2 separate regions of the Homo sapiens genome follow, and region 2 is linked to region 1. The links are chromatin loops, found by intact Hi-C in ENCODE. Cell type or tissue: heart left ventricle. All regions are shown on one strand. Each heading gives the region's core, and the rest is flanking DNA. Links, peaks and the distances in the headings are about the cores only.

Region 1 (8,318 bases), core at 301-8,300:
TGTTGCCTATTCACATGAGGGGTCTAGGTTGCCTCCTGGAAAAAAGAATTCACCCCAAATAAGGAGAGAAAGAGGTCCTCAGCCTTGGTTGGTGCAAACCTCTGGTGCTGGAGAGCAGAGTGATGCGGTTTGTAGCACTGGCCCACCGTGCGGGTTGTCCTCTGCTCCTTGGTCCTTAGTCTAAGGAAAGGGAGAGGGGGTGTCAACACTACAACCCTGGATCCCTGCAAGACACTGGCTGCCCCACAGAGATGCCCCTGTGTACAGAGAGCATCCAGGGGCCATGCGTTTGAAAGACTGTTCCAAGTGAATGCAAGATTTTCTTTTTCTTTTTTTTTTCTGAGACACAGTCTCGCTCTGCCACCCAGGCTGGAATGCAGTGGTGCACGATCTCAGCTCACTGCAACCTCCGCCTCCCAGGTTCAAGCAATTCTCCCACCTTAGCCTCTTAAGTAGCTGGGATTACAGGCACATGCCACCACACCTGGCTAGTTTTTGTATTTTTTAGTAGAGATGGGGTTTCACCATGTTGGTCTGGCTGGTCTCAAACTTCTGACCTCAGGTGACCCGCCTGCCTTGGCCTTCCAAAGTGCTGGGATTACAAGCGTGAGCCACCGCACCCAGCCCATATTTTCGACTGGGGATACAGTTCTAGCTATTTTACTGATGTAGGCCAGAGCATCCTTTGCCGAAATTCAGAGCCTATTACTCCCAGGCTGGTGAGGCTGATGGCCTGAGAAGCTAGATTTATTCACTCATTCAGAGCACCTGTTTTGTCTTCCTGCTCTCTACAAGGCCTGGGTCAGCGGGAGGCAGAAAGGCCTCCTTTCCCTCGAGAGCCTCACTGACCAGTGAAGGAGACAGAAAATCCTAATGATGAGCAGTAAGTGTCATAATAAAGATAAGCCAAGCCAAAAGGCTTAGCCAAGCCTGGCAGCTTCCTGGAGGAGGTGATGTGTGAAGTTTGCACTAGTAGGAGGTGGCATCAACAGGCCCATGGGGTGAGTGTTGAAAGTTCAGAAAGCTGGGGATGGAGGGAGTTTGGAGCATTCTCTTTCTCCTTTTCATCTATCTCTGTCCACTTCCTCTTTCCCTTTCCCTGCTTCTCTTTTCCCAGCTTCCCCTCAGTTTGCCAGGCCCTCTCATTCCAATCTCTGTTCCCAGTTTTGGCCCACTGCTCACCAAAGCTAGGTCCCTAATAACTGTGGGTCCCTATATTTATAGATTCCAAAGGAAAAGGGAGATTTTCCACACTGCTGTCTTGTGTTTTTTTTTTTTGAGACAGAGTCTCGCTCTGTCGCCCAGGCTGGAGTGCAGTGGCATAGTCTCGGCTCACTGCAAGCTCTGCCTCCCGGGTTCACGCCATTCTCCTGCCTCAGCCTCCCAAGTAGCTGGGACTACAGGCGCCCGCCACCACGCCCAGCTAATTTTTTGTATTCTTAGTAGAGACGGGGTTTCACCATGTTAGCCAGGATGGTCTTGATCCCCTGACCTCGCGATCCACCTGCCTTGGCCTCCCAAAGTGCTGGGATTACAGGCGTGAGCCACCATGCCCGGCCTTCCACACTGCTGTCAAATCAGGAGAGCCCAGGCGAAGAGGCAAACTGGGCCTTTGCAGGCACAAATTCCTGACCTTTCTGGCGTAGCTACATCCATGTGGCACCCACAGTCCTGAGCTCTGGAGCTGTGTGGAAAGCACACATCATTTGCACATTTTGTTTAGTTTCAAAGCATTATTTTTTATTTCATTTTATTTATTTATTTGAGACAGAGTCTGGCTCTGTCACCTAGGGTGGAGTGCAATGGCACGATCTCGGTTCACTGCATCCTCTGCCTCCTGGGTTCAAGTGATTCTTCTATCTCAGCCTCCTGAGTAGCTGGGATTACAGGTGCACACCACCAAGCCCGCACTCATTTTTATATTTTTAGTAGAGGTGGGGTTTCACCATGTTGGCCAGGCTGGTCTCGAACTCGTGACCTCAGGTGATCTGCCTGCTTCGGCCTCCCAAAGTGCTGGGATTACAGGCATGAGCCACAGCACGTGGTGTATTTTTTATTTTTATTTCTTCATTTATTTAGAGACAGTGTCTCACTCTGTGCTCCAGGCTGGAGTACGGTAGTGCGATCATGGCTCACTGCACCTTCAAACTCCTGAGCTTAAGCAATTCTCCCACCTCAGCCTCCTGAGTAGCTGGGACTACAGGTGCATGCCACCATGCCTGGCTAATTAAAAAAAAAATTTTTTTTTGTAGAGACAATGTCTTGCTATGTTGCCCAGGCTGGTCTCGGAACTCCTGGGCTCAAGCAATCCTCCCATCTCAGCCTGTCAAAAAGCTGGGATTACAGGAATGAGCCACCATGCCCAGCCAGCATTATTTTTTTTCTGATTATAAAAGCTATATATCAGGCTGGGTGCGGTGGCTCACACCTGTAATCCCAGCACTTTGGGAAGCCAAGGGAGGCAGGTCACAAGGTCAGAAGTTCGAGATCAGCCTGTCCAACATGGTGAAACCCCATCTCTACTAAAAATACAAAAACTAGCCGGGTGTGGTGGTGTGTGCCTGTAATCCCAGCTACCCTGGAGGCTGAGGCAGGGGGATTACTTGAACCCAGGAGGCGGAGGTTGCAGTGAGCCTAGATCGCGCCACTGCACTCCAGCCTGGGTGACAGAGCAAGACTCCGTCTTGCGGGGGGGAGGGTGGAAAAAGGTATACATCCCACTGCTTTTTCTTTTCTTATATTATTACTATGCAAGCGACACACTGCAGAAAAATTAATATACACAGATAAGACAGGGAGGCAGTACAGCAGAGAGGATGGGAGCACAGAGTTCAGAGCTACATGGGGCACTGACTTAGCTTCCTTGTGTCTCAGTTTCCTCGCGTAAAAAGTAAGTATAAGCTGGTCATGGTGGCTCACGCCTATAATCTCAGCACTTTGGGAGGCCGAGATGGGAAGATCACTTGAGCCCAGGAGTTTGAGACCAGCCTGGGCAACATGGGGAGGCCCCCTCTTTAAAAAACAAAATAAAAAATAAAAAATTAGCCAAATGTGATGTTGCACACCTGTAGTCCCAGCTACTCAGGAGGCTGAGGTGGGAGGATCGCTTGAGCCGAGGAGGGCAAGGCTGCAGCGAGCTATGACTGCAACACTGAACTCCAACCTGGGTGACAGAAAGAGTCCCTGTCTCTGCCTGCCCCCGCCAAAAAGTAAGCATAATGAGAATTTTTTTTTTTTTTGAGATGGAGTCTTGCTCTGTTGCCCATGCTGGAGTACAGTGGCACGATCTCAGCTCACTGCAACCTCCACCTCCCAGGTTCAAGTGATTCTCATGCCTCAGCCTCCTGAACAGCTGGGACTACAGGTGTGCACCACCAAGCCCAGCTAATTTTTGTATTTTTAGTAGAGATGGGGTTTCACCATATTGGCCAGGCTGATCTCGAACTTCTGACCTCGTAATCCACCTGCCTCGGCCTCCCACAGTGCTGGGATTCCAGGCGTGAACCACCGCACCCAGCCAGCATAATGATCATCGCCAATTAACAGGCACTCAGCACATGGTATGTGCTCTGTTAGTGTTTGCTATTGTTATTACTGGCATGTAATGATAGAAAAAAGAAATAAAGGAAAAAAGTTTACCTATAGTTCTATGAGCCTGAGATAAGTACACTGTTAAGCCTTTGAGATATAGCCTTCCACACTTTCACTATATGAACATACTTTATAAATATGGCCAGTTCCACAATGTGGTCTAAAATATGATCATAACTCTAATTTTCCCAATTAATTGTTCATGCTTGTGTATGCCTTATTATTATTGTTATTATTTTAGACGGAGTCTCGCTCTGTCTCCCAGGCTGGCGTGCAATGTCGCAATCTTGCCCCATTGCAACCTCTACCTCCCAGGTTCAAGCAATTCTCCTGCTTCAGCCTCCGAAGTAGCTGGGACTACAGGCATGTGCCACCATGCCCGGCTAATTTTTGTATTTTTAGTAGAGGCGTGGTTTAGTAGAGGCTGGTCTCGAACTCCTGACCTCGTGTTTCACCCTCCTTGGCCTCCCAAAGTGCTGGGATTACAGGTGTGAGCCACCACGCCGGGCCTGTGTATGCCTTATTAAAAAGAAATCCAGGGCCAGGTGTGGTGGCTCACGCCTGTAATCCCAGCGTTTTGAGAGGTCGAGGCAGGTGGATCGCTTGAGCCCAGGAGATGGAGGCTGCAGTGAGCTGTGATGACTGCTACTGCACTCCAGCCTGGTTGATAGAGTGAGACCCTGTCTCAAAAAAACAAAAACCATTCAGGATCTTGAGACCACCCTGTATCACCCAGAAACTTTTGAGAGCCTACACCATGCGGGGCATAGGTCATGACTGCTATTTCCCATCATGACCACATGGTGTCGCCATTGAAACCTGGTTGTAACCAGTCCCCAGGACTTGGTGGTAACGATGCTTTTTGAAATCGTGCTAACCTCAGCGAGAAGGGTTCTAGGCTTGAGATGTCAAGCTTGCTGTTCTCAGGGTTCAGTGGCTGTATTTCCTGCACACTTTCCACCATCTAGGGTGACTCCTAGCTCCAGGAGGCCTGGGTTAGGACAGCTTCTGACATCTGCCACCTTCTAGATCTAGAACCTAAAATTTTCCCTTCCTCTTTGGGAATCCATACCAGGAGCTCGTTTCAGCCCTGCAAGCATCAAGGCTGAGAGGTGGTTAGCCATCTGCGAAGACATGGTCTGCTTATCCCGTGGCCACTTTCTTTTTTTTTTTTTTTTTCGAGACGAAGTCTTGCTCTTGTCTCCCCAGGCTGGAGTGCAGTGGCACAATCTCGGCTCACTGCAACCTCTGCCTCCTGGGTTCAAGCGATTCTCTTGCCTCAGCCTCCCGAGTAGCTGAGATTACTGGCGCCTGCCACCACGTCTGGCTAATTTTTGTATTTTTAGTAGAGACAGGGTTTCACCATGTTGGCCAGGCTGGTCTCAAACTCCTGACCTCAAGTGATCCGCCCGCCTCAGCCTCCTAAAGTGCTGGGATTATAGGCATGAGCCACTGCGCCCGGCTACCCTGTGGCCCCTTTCTTTCCCATTCTTCCTCAGAGACAGAGGCAGACTTCCCTGGCACCCACCTTCCCAGCTTCTCCTGCAGACGTGGCACCGACATGTGACTCAACCTGGCCAGTGGGCTGTGAGGGAGCACCAGCAGGGGAATTTCTAGGGCAGATTTTCCTCCCTAATAAATACACATGAACACATTTCAGGATGAATCTCCTACCTTCTTATATGTGAGACGACAAGCCTCAAGATGGAGACTGTGGTAGCCAGCCTGCAAGAAGATCTCGTGGCAGGGCGTGGTGGCTCAGGCTGGTAATCCCAGCACTTTGGGAGGCTGAAACGGGTGTATCACCTGAGGTCAGGTGTTCGAGACCAGCCTGGCCAACATGGAGAAACCCTGTCTCTACTAAAAATACAAAAATTAGCCGGGCGTGGTGGCAAGTGCCTGTAATCCCAGCTACTTCTGGGAGGCTGAGGCAGGAGAATTGCTTGAACCTGGGAGGCAGAGGTTGCAGTGAGCTGAGATTGCACCACTGCATTCCAGCTTGGGCGACAAGAGCAAAACGACATCTCAAAAACAAAGCAAAACAAAAAAAAAATTGGCTTGAATAAAATACATAAATCTTCTTTTTTTAAAAAAGATCTCCCGCAAGCTTTCCCTCCTGGTATTCATGCCCTTCCACATGGAGGGGCAGCAGAGAGTATGGGAACACAGAGCATAGACTGGCCTGTGTGGCCAATGGAATGCAGCTGAGTACAGACCTAGGAGTCCAGGTCAGGAAAGATGCAGGCCAGACGCAGTGGCTCACGCCTGTAATCCCAGCACTTTGAGAGGCCGAGGCAGCTGGATCACCTGAGGTCAGGAGTTCAAGACCAGCCTGGCCAACATGGTAAAACGCTGTCTCTACTAAAAATACAAAAACTAGCTGGGCGTCGTGGCATGCGCCTGTAATCCCAGTGACTCAGGAGGCTGAGGTGGGAGAATCGCTTGAACCCAAGAGATGGAGGTTGCAGCGAGTGGAGATTGTGCCAGTGCACTACGTCCTGGGTGACAGAGCAAGACTCTGTCTCAAAAAAAAAAAAAAAAAAAAAAAAGATGTTGCAGTTTCTGCCTTGGTCCCTAATGTATTGTTCCCCCTGCAGGAAACTAGCCACCATACCGTGAGGATGCTCAAGCAGTCCTGTGGAGGGACCCATCTAGACAGGAGCCAACAGGCAGCACCAACTTGCCTGCCACGTGAGTGAGGCCCCTTGGAAACAGAGCTCCCAGCCCCAGTTAAGACTTTAGGGGACTGCAGCCCTTCACGGCAACAAGAGACCCTGAGCCATAGTCCTGCATCTCAGCTGCTCCCAAATTCCTGACCACTGAAAAATGCAAGAGATAAATGACTACTGTTGTTTAAAGCCATGAGTTCTGGGGGGATTTGTTTTATAGCAATTAATTAAGTAATCAAAGGCCAACACTATAAAGATTTCAGGGGGGAAAGATGAAAAACACTGAGTTTTTTATGATGTCATGGAGCCACTGAGTTAATCAACCCTGAAACTGCCTACTTCTTGATTTGCAGTGCAAGAGAACGAATGAATGTCCTGGTTTGGCTGCTGTTACTTCTGCTGTTACTTGCGGACAAAAGCATCCTTATTGATTCATCACATAAAAGATGACTCCCTGGGGATTTCTGAAGAGTGATTCCTGGCCGGGCTCGGTGGCTCATGCCTATAATCCCAGCACTTTGGGAGGCCGAGGTGGGTGGATTACAAGGTCAGGAGATCTAGACCATCCTGGCTAACACAGTGAAACCCCGTCTCTACTAAAAATACAAAAAATTAGCTGGGTGTGGTGGCAGGTGCCTGTAGTCCCAGCTACTCAGGAGGCTGAGGCAGGAGAATGGCGTGAACCCGGGAGGTGGAGCTTGCAATGAGCCGAGACTGCACCACTGCACTCCAGCCTGGGTGACACAGGGAGACTCCATTTCAAAAAAAAAAAAAAGTGATTCCTGAGTGACTTCCTGTGACCTTCTTTTTTTTTTTTTTTTTGATTAAGGGTCTTGCTCTGTCACTGAGGCTGGAGTACAGTGATGCAATCACAGCTCGCTACAGCCTCAACCTCCTTGGCTCAAGCAATCCTGCAATCCTCCTGCCTCAACCTCCTGAGTAGCTGGGACTACAGGCACACCACCACCATGCCTGTCTAATTTTTTTTTTTTTTTTTGCAGCGATGGGGGCCTGTTGCCCAGGCTGGTCTCAAACTCCTGGGTTCAAACAATCCTCTCACCTTGGCCTCCCAAACTGTTGGAATTACAGGTGTGAACCACTGTGCCCAGCCTGTCACCTCCTATTCTGTGAGGCTGGACATTTCTTTTGTTAAAAAAAGGACATAAATTTAAACTCTGATGGGAGCCACTCTGGAAGGGTCTCCACTAAAAATCATCTCAAATGAGCTTTTTTTTTTTTTTTTTGAGATGGAGTTTTGCTCTTGTTGCCCAGGCTGGAGTGCAGTGGTGCGATCTTGGCTCACTGCAACCTCTGCCTACTGGGTTCAAGGGATTCTCCTGCCTCAGTCACCCAAGTAGCTGGGATTACAGGCACCACCACCATGCCCGGCTAATTTTTTTGTATTTTTAGTAGAGACGGGGTTTCACCATGTTGGCCAGGCTGGTCTCTATCTCCTGACCTCAGGTGATCTGCCCGCCCTGGCCTCCCAAAGTGCTGGGATTACAGGTGTGAGCCACCACGCCTGGCCCCCAATAAGCTTCTGTATCAGAATTCACGAGAAAAAGCAGCCAAATAAGCTATGACTGGCCAGTTCACAAGTTTGTCTTTGATGTGTTTTATTATTTTTATCTGAATGGAATTATCCTGGACATGGATTTTGTAGGCTCTTGTTTATTTTTCACCATCAAATTCTGAACGTCTTTCAGATCAACATAGACTAACATCATGTACAGGGCTGTCTGGTGCCCCATTGTAGGGAGGTACCATGATTTATTTATTAATTTAATTTTTTTTTTTTTGAGATGGAGTTTCGCTCTTGTTGCCCAGGCTGGAGTGCAATGGCAGGATCTCAGCTCACTGCAACCTCCGCCTCCAGGGTTCAAGCGATTCTCCTGCCTCAACCTCCCAAATAACTGGGATTACAGGCATGTGCCACCACGCCCGGCTAATTTTGTATTTTTAGTAGAGACGGGGTTTCTCTATGTTGGCCAGGATGGTCTCGAACTCCTGACTTCAGGTGATCCGCTTGCTTCGGCCTCCCAAGGTGCTGGGATTACA
Region 2 (8,318 bases), core at 221-8,220, 120 kb after region 1:
CCTTCCTTTCAAGGGCTGGGTGGGGCCTCGCATAGATCAGGGCCAGGACTGGCCAGGAACTCCTCACTCTGTCCGGACTTCTGTTCTCCCAAATCCTCCTGGATGTACCAGGGCCTGACTCCTTGGCCCTTCCCTCTGGGAGTTATAGCTTCCCAGCAGCACGAGACCCAGGGTCACAGCTGCAGGTCCAGGAGAAGGCTTGCGTCTCCAAACAGCAAGAAAAGGGAAGGAGGGAGGGCAGCCTTGGCACAGGCCCCACTAAGCCCCACTGCTGACCTGACACCCCTTTCCCCAGGTGCCATTGGGACAATGAAGAACCCACACTCCCACCTCGTCTGGGAGGTGTCCTACAGCGTCCGGGACCGGCTGGGCTGCCCCAAAGCTTTCTGTGTGATCCACGGCTAGGCACCCACCCTCTCTGGCCCAGGCCTGCTGAGTGGCCCTGGCATCAAGAAGAGGCTGTGTCCTCAGTTACCCTGGAAGGATGTGTGTGTTGGAGCCACACGGTTGGACAGGTTCCCAGCCCTAGGTTTGGGCCGCAGGGCCCCTGGGGCCAAGGAAGAAGACAGCCCCAAGTGGGTGTCCGGGGAGAGCCTGGCCTGCCACCAGCTTATGTGATCTTGGGCAAGTCCCTGCCCTCCCTGGAACGAAGGGCCAGGGGGCTGGACTTTCCCACACAACTTGCTGGGCAAAGCACGATCTGCAGCTTTGAAGACTCAACAGACCCTGGACCATACGGAGAGCAGGTGGCCCAGGCCTCAGGGCGGCAGTCCCGGCTTTGAGGCTCACGCGAGGGCCTGGTATGCAGGGACCACTGCTCAGCTGGGCCTCGGACCTTGGGGATATTGGACGCAACCTGGCAAATGAAGCTGGGCGCCCAAGTCTCTGGGTACTCCCTGGAGGACACTGTCTCACTGTCTCGGGTTGGCTCCCAGCCTGGAGGTCCCAGATGGGGACTGTTCTGACAAGCTGGCATCACCAGGGGTGAAGGCCCTGGCTGCAGCTGTACACCACCTGTGCCCCCAGGCTCAAGGTCTCTGGCAGGTGCACACCAGCCCAACTCTGCAGGGCTTCTCTCCCTGCCACCACCCCCCAAGCCAGGACCCCACTCCTTCCCCGAGGCTGAGCTGAGCCTTTTCCAGGGGCAGGGCCCAGGAGACCATTCCCAGAATCCATGGGGCAGTAGCCAGGGCTCCGGCTGCTGGAGGAAGCAGCTATCCACAAAGCTTCCTGCCCCAGAGCTGAGGCTGAGGCCCCGGGAGAGGCGGCCCCTACCCAAACACTGGCTGCTGGCATTCCACCAAGTGACCCCAGGGGGGGGCCAGGCCTTCGATCACCCACCTCCCATCCATGCACACACCAGGATGCAGCTGCCAACTTCACACCAGCCCCAACCCGCTTTGGGGGAGCTTAGCCCCCTGCGTCACCCACTCCCTGCACTTCTGCTGCAATCAAGGTGGTTCTGGTGCGGGGGTGGGGTGGGGGGTGAGGCCTTGTGGCCAATGGGGGACCCCCCAAGAGCCAGCTTGGACAATGCTCTTCTTGCCCCTTAGTTACTGGCTGGCTGTGGCTTCAGTGGTGTGTAAGCAGGTGGAATACTCACCCACCAAGCTCTGGGGTACCCCGAGGGCCTGACAAGAGGATGGGGTGGGGGTGGCATCCTCCAAAGACCAGCCTCCACCCCCACTCCAGCCTCAGCGGGGCCCCAGCGATGTTTTCTTGTTGTACAAGAACCAGGTCCGAGTGTTGCCTCCTCTTCCTTCCGGAAGCCAAACTGCTCCTTTATTTTTTAGAGCTGCTGATTGTGAATCTCAGAGTCTTAAGAGAGAAGCCAAATATATTCCTCTTGTAAATGAAGAAATAAACCTATTTAAATCACCCCCTGGTGGCTCCCTCACAGCAAAAAAGCCTGGGGGCAAAGAGGTGGCAGGCACGAGAGATGGTCACACCTGCCTGCAGCCAGCACATCAACCTGCACCAACCCAGGCAAACACCAGAGCCCTGGACATGGCCCTGGAGCCAGGGTCCCAGCCCAGAACCGGGGGTGGGGAGGTCTCTGCACCCTGGGACCCCTGCAGGAATGGCTCAGGCTGTGCTTGCCAGAGCAGGATGCCCGGGCAGGCGGCAACAGCCACCCTCCCCAGTGGCAGCGCCTTAGAAACAGCTTGCGTATTAAAATCATGGTTTAAAAAAAAAAAAAAAAAATAGGCGTCTCAGGCAGATGGAGGCAGGGGCTGAGGGGGGCCCGTACCTGTGCTCAGGGCTTCCCTGCCTTCCTCACCTGTGCTTTCTTCTTGGCCCCACTCTGAAGCAGGCTGGGACTCCTGATGACCAAAGACAGCCTTGCCTTTTTCCGTGCCAGCGCGGACAGTGGTGATTTGCCCAAGACCCCCTTTTTGGGAAGAGCCTTCTGATGCTGCTTTTGGCCTGCAGGTTCCGTGGGGGACCCGGGAGCTCCATTCACCTGGGACGGCTTCTGGTTTTTCTTCTGCAGTTTTGGGGATTTGGCAGGGGTGCTGGGGCTCCGGGTGGGGGCGCCAGGGGCTGGACTCTTGGTGGTTGGCGTCCCGTTTGCCTGGGCTGGGACCTTAGCCTTTGTCCTGTTCCTCTTCTTCCTGCCCATGCTGGGGGGCTGGCTCCCGCCGGTGGCTGCAGGTGTGCCATCCTCCGCTGGCGTGCCATCCTCTGACTTGCGTTTCTTGCGCTTCTTCGTCTCTGGCAAGAATCCCTTTTTCTTCCGCTTCTTACTGATGGGGCTCTGGGTGGCACTGGGGATCTCCTTGGCATCCTTCTTCTCCAACTTGGGGCGCCTGAAGGGAAGTGAGCAAGGTTAGAAGGTGCCCATCGAGGGCAGCAGCCACCGCCACCGCGACTGCTACCTCCACCTGGATTCTGAGGGTCCTCTGAGGCCCCTAGGTTCTGTGAGGCCCCTATGAGGGTCCCGTGAGGGTCCTATGAGGGTCCTGCGAGGCCCCTGGGTCCTGCGAGGGTCCTGCGAGGCTCCTGCGAGGGTCCTGTGAGGGTCCTACAGCTCCCACATCTGAGAATGCGCTTGAGTGCATGTGTGTGCAGCAGCATGCGTGTGCAGTGTGCGTGTGCAGCAGCGTGTGTGCAGCGTGTGTGTGTGTGCAGCAGCGTGAGGGTGTTCCCAGCCCCTACCCAAGGTGTGTGTCCCCCTCCCAGAACCTACTGGACTCCCAGGGTTTTCATGGCCTGCCAGTAGAGGTCGTGCAGGCGGCTGGAGCCGGTGGAGTGTGCCCCCTGCTGTAGGCTCTGCTGTTGCCCCTGCAGCACACCCAGGAGCACCGTCAGGTCCAAGGTCAGCTTCTGCAGAGGGTGGGAAGGCAGAGCTGTGGGGCCACAGAGGGCGGGGCCTCTCGCGGGCTCCCAGTCTTCCCACCTCTGCCCTGTTGCTGCCTCACCAGTGACCCCTGCCCCTTCCTGGGCCTCAGCCTCTCCTTCTGCCTGTTAAGTCATCCGTGTCTCTTACCGAGGGAGGAAACACGCGCCCCAGGTGTTGGTTCTCCTCCTTCCCATAGCCAAAGGCCTGGTCTCAGAGTCTCGGTGTCCTCCCCTCCAGCAGTGGCCCGGGCCCACCCACCTCCAAGAGGGCCACTCCCCAGCACTCCATCACCGCGGGGCTGCCAAAGCGCTTCCCCACCCAACCCTGCCACCTTCCTGCACATCCTGAATGGGTTATTGTTGGAATCCGCCAGCTTCCGGGAGCCCTGCTCTCCTGGCTTCCTCACTATCAGCCAGTTTTGTAAGGCCCCGTCCCGGGCCCCGCCTCTGCCTGCCAGCACCCCCTTGGCAAGCTCTCCCTCCACAAGGGCTGACTAGCACCTATGCTGAAGATTCCCAAACCCCGCCCTCTGGGCCAGACCGGGGGACCCAGATGGCCACCTCCAGCTGCCTCCCAGCCCTGCCCTGATGGCTGCCCACACTCCTGTACCAGGCCTGGAAACCTGGCTGCTCACCCTGAATCTTCTCCAACCCTTCCACAGTCTCCAGCCCTGCCAGCCCCTTCTCGGCTTTCTCACGGGATGTGGCAGTGCCACCCCACCCCCTCTCACCCCGCCCTGCAGGAGGAGGACAGGGTGGCACAGTCCCTTCCCAAGTCACTCACCCATCCATGGTTTGGTAACTGCCCAAATGGCAGCCCAGAGCCCTGGCCCAGGCACTGAGAAGTTTCCCCACATGACCCCCATCCCTGCAGTCCAGCCCGGGCATGGCACTGCTGGCCGGGAGGCCCCAAGGCCCCCAAGAGGAACCCGAACACGACCGCGGACTGGGCCCCCGCCTCACCTCATGTTTGCAGGTCCTGAAGAGAACGTTGAGCAGCTCCAGGGAGGACAGTGCCTGCTGATGCTGCGCCTTGGTCTGCGCCTCCCCCAGCACGCGCAAGTTCTAGGGAAGGGTGGCCAGGCTGAGGCACTCCGGAGAGCTGCTCAAAGCCTTTCTGTTTCCCAGCCGGAAGTAAAGCCCAGAGGCAGGGACCGTCTCCTGGGACAACCCCAGTTCTCCCGACTCTGGACTCAGGCTCCAATCCTCACTTCTTTCCCAGAGATCGGTCTCCCGGAGAACTGATTCTGAGGGGGTGGGGAAAGGGCGCCCCCCGGCTGTTACCTCGGTGACCTTTGCTAGGACCTGGCCCATCAGCTGCTTCCACTCGGGGTCCTCAAAGCACGACCTCACCTCCCGCATGGACAGGGTCTTCTGGAGCAGCAGGCAGGCCTGTGGGTGGGCAAAGGTGGGTGGCAGGAGCCTTGGCACGTTGGGTGCTCACGGCTCAGGGATGCATGAGGGCTCGGGGGCCCGCTGGGCACTGCTGTGGGCAGCGTGTGAGGCTGCCTGCTGCTCTGGGCTCTGTGACTACCTGCTCCTGTGCCTTTGTGTGCAGGTGGGGACACCAAGGCCTCCCAGCTGGATAGAGGTGGGACCTCAGGTTGGGACAATTCCTGCCCATTATTGGCTTAGTGCCATCTTCCTCCAGCCTGCCCCCAACAGCCCTGGCACCAGAGCAGACACTACCAGGGGCATCCTGTGTGTGGCCAGATGGGCAGCAGTGGCTGCGGGAGTGAGGCTGGCCCTGCCCCCTCAGCTCCTGTGTGTTCACTGTGTGGCAGGGGCCAGGGCACGGCCACCCCCTTCAGAGACCATGTACCCACAGCCAAGCCAGTGGGGCAGGGACAGCTGTGCCCGTGCTCACCAGGACAGCGCTCTGGGGCCTCACAATATCCAGTCAGAAGAGGGTTAAGCGGGTTAATTCAGACAGGCCCTGGGCTGGGAGCTGGGAAGTCTCTCACCTGATGACGGGGCCGCACCGGGCCCGTGATATGCTGGACCAGGATGGGGAGCAGGCTCTGACAGAGCACCTGGTGGGGAGTGACAAGGGCTGTGAGGTGCAGGCTGGGCTGAGCAGGGACCATGAGGAAGCAGGGCAGGCCCCAACACTCACCGGGTGCCGGGAGAAGAGGCTGAGGAACATGGGAACTGTGAGGGGGCTGTTGCGCTTGGTCAGGAAGGAGCTCAGTGCTGTCGAGTACACCCGGGTCACCAGGTTCAAGTCCAAGCAGCTGGCAGCCTAGGCCAGGGGAGAGCGAGCTGGGTGAGGCCAGGAGAGGGGTCCCTGGGATGGGAGCAGAGCCTGGCCTACCTTCATCAGAAGGCTGAGGGTTGGGCCCTGGGGAAGTCCCGGCCTCCACTCCCTGGCTGTGAAATGCCTGGGGCTGCTCCTGGGCCAGGCCCTGCTCACCTGCGGGCCCGTGGGCATGTGGCTGGGGTCAGTGCCAGCTTTCTGCTTCTCCTGTGTCTCATGCACGCAGCCCTCAGCAGTGTTGCCCTTCAAGACCCGGAGCAGGTAGAGAGAGGCGTTGAAGTGGTAGAGGGCGGTGGGGGAGTCGGGCTGGCGGCCAGCCTGCTGCACCAACCGCTCCACCTGGGCGTGCAGGGCCCCTGCGCGCTCACCCAAGTCGTGGCAGTAGCGCCGGGCACGGCACAGGTGGTGCCTGTGGGTGGTGAGGACGAGAGCTGGTCAGAACATTCTCGGTCCACCCTGCTCCGCCAAGCAGAGCCAACCCAAGTCCCACTTTATAAGTGGGGAAACAGACCTAGAAGACGACAGAGGCGACCCAGGCCACAGAGGAGGGCCCAGGGCCGCCTGCAGGCTGCCTGGAAGCTGTGTGGGCTCAGAGTGCTGGGGTGACAGGGGCGCTCCAGGGGAGAACAGAACAGCTCCCTGAGTGGAGGCTGCACCAAGGGCCAACTGCCTGCCTGGGGCACCCCTCCTGTCTACACTTGTCTCTCATGGGGCAGTGGCCTTCAGGCCTTTTGTAAAGCGAGACAAGGGTTCATGTGCTTAGAACCCTCTGTGGCCCTGCAGGGCCGGGGATATAATGGGGGCAAGAGGCAGGATGCTCAACAAACGACACTGTCCACGCACGCTGGCAGAACTATCTGAGAAGGCGTGGCCCGGGCGGGCCTGGGTTTGTGAAGAATGCACTGCCAGTCACACTCCCCACCCCTCCTGACTATCCACGCAGCGCCCCAGCTCCCAGGCCTTCACCTCCCCAGCACCTGAGCTCTGAAGGCAGGTCTACCAGGTGCCTGCCTGTCTCTCCCACGCCTGCCACCGCCTCCCTCCTGGGCCCTCTGCCTCCAGCACAGCCCCTCCCAAACCCTTCTCCACGCTGCCAGCCGTTTCTGAAAAGGCAAACCAGACTCAGACCCTTCCCCACGCCACTGCTCTTGCTGATAATGCCTCTGTGGCCTCCAGCACCGCTAGGGTCAGGGCCTGCGAGGGTGCGGGGGTCTGTGGCCTCGCTGCTTGCCTGACCTTCCAGCTGCGTGTCTGACCAGCTCCCGTCAGGATGCTCTTCCTCCCTTTCTGCCCTGCCCAAGGCCTCCCAGCCTGACAAACTCCCATGCACACTACACCTCCGAGGACTGGGTTGGGTGTCCCCTGCCACAGGTGCACCCACTGTCCCCCTCCACCCCAGCACAGCCCCACTTGAGACTGTCAAGGGCAGGGATGGACCCCAGCTCCAGGGCACTGTTGGCACAGCCCCACTTGAGACTGTCAAGGGCAGGGATGGACCCCAGCTCCAGGGCACTGTTGGCACTGTGTCGGGAGAACGCGGGGATGAAGCAAGGACTGTGGGAATCACTAAGTGACGTGTGCCTCTAGGGCTGAGCAGTGAGCCTGCGAGCTAGGGGCCCAGGCTGGAAGCTTGGCTCTCTCCTTCCTGTGCAGACAGCAAGCCTAGAGCTCTGGCTCTCCTGCGCCTGGGGGCTGCCGGCCACACCTGCCCGCCCTGCACCCCCGTGCTCACGTGAAGATGCGCGCCGTCTTGTGCAGAAGGTCCTGCTCCTGTTTGGAGCTGCTGCTGCGCAGGCTGCGCCGGATGATGCTCAGCAGCGGCTCCAGCAGCTCCAGGACCAGGGCATTCTCGGGCTGCTTGGTCACTAGCACCTCCACCAGGTCCAGCACCTGCAGCCAGGAGGGCAGGTCAGCAACACGGGGGTGGGCGCACAGGGAGGCGGGGGTGGGCGCACAGGGAGGCGGGGGTGGGTGCGGCCCGCCCCCAGGCTCACCCGGATCTGGAAGTCGCGCCGCAGAGCCTTCTCCTTCTGCAGCTTGTTCTTCTCGTCTCGCCGGGCCTGGATACGCAGCTTCTGCTCGGCAAAGAGGCTGGCGAGGCTCTGGTCCAGGGCCATCATGGCCTCATCCCCCAGCTCCTCCTCGTTCTCACTGTCCTCTCCACCCTGAGGGACAGAGGCCCAGCGGTCAGCCAGGCCTCGGGCAGGCACACAACATGGGGACACCCGAGCCCTCCCCGGCCGCCCCCCCCTCCACCTCCCCCACTCACCAGCGCCTTCCCAGCCTGCAGCACGGTCATCAGCTGTTCCCGGAAGCCCTGATCCACGTCCCCGTCGCGCTCCTCCTCCTCGCTCTCCTCCCCCTCGCTCTCCTCTTCACTCTCTGAGCTTCTGTTGTCCTCACCTTCCTCGCTCTTGTCCTGTGTGGTAGAGGCAGGCGCGTCACACACCTCCCCGATCGTCCCACTCCCCACCGCCCCCGCCCGGCCCATGCTGGCAACACCTCTGCACCCTTCAGCCGCCGCTCATCAGAATCGTCCGTCACCACCACACGGTCATTCTCATCCTCACTGGTCTCGGGGTTCAGCACCTGGGGAGGGGTGCCAGCCACTGACCCATTTGCAGCCCCCGCCCTCCTCTCCAGGCCCCACTCAGCCTTGACCAAAGACCTCCATTTCCCAGAAGAAAACGGAGCCTAGGAGAGGCGGCCAGGCCAGGCC

What was found. Hi-C counts contacts between places; a loop is a spot of excess contacts. Peaks named below come from ENCODE experiments on the same cell type or tissue, not always from the same donor. Only the 100,000 strongest peaks of a DNase experiment are listed, where the experiment ranks them.
Region 2: it touches region 1 in a loop (4-fold over the local background); 54 of 110 quality-filtered maps call a loop at or near these places.

The regions. Positions count from the first base shown.
Region 1 is chr17:4,416,395-4,424,712 of GRCh38, forward strand. No RefSeq gene overlaps it. Among named protein-coding and RNA genes, the nearest start is that of SPNS3, 13 kb to the right of the region's middle. RefSeq lists a silencer at 4,296-4,495. In heart left ventricle, for the core only: a CTCF peak has its summit at 4,373 (motif pointing right); no DNase peak of the experiment used is centred there.
Region 2 is chr17:4,537,158-4,545,475 of GRCh38, forward strand. SPNS2 (SPNS lysolipid transporter 2, sphingosine-1-phosphate) reads left to right here. Exons shown (of 13, transcript NM_001124758.3): 13 at 296-1,878. It overlaps MYBBP1A (MYB binding protein 1a), which reads right to left. Exons shown (of 26, transcript NM_014520.4): 16 at 8,102-8,188; 17 at 7,869-8,018; 18 at 7,594-7,764; 19 at 7,332-7,489; 20 at 5,756-6,008; 21 at 5,459-5,584; 22 at 5,307-5,375; 23 at 4,627-4,734; 24 at 4,306-4,407; 25 at 3,191-3,327; 26 at 1,747-2,810. The coding sequence ends at 2,258. Among named protein-coding and RNA genes, the nearest start is that of MYBBP1A, 14 kb to the right of the region's middle. In heart left ventricle, for the core only: CTCF peaks have their summits at 3,245 (motif pointing left) and 4,662; DNase peaks (open chromatin) are centred at 454, 1,194, 3,672, 4,524 and 5 weaker places; H3K27ac peaks cover 2,391 bases.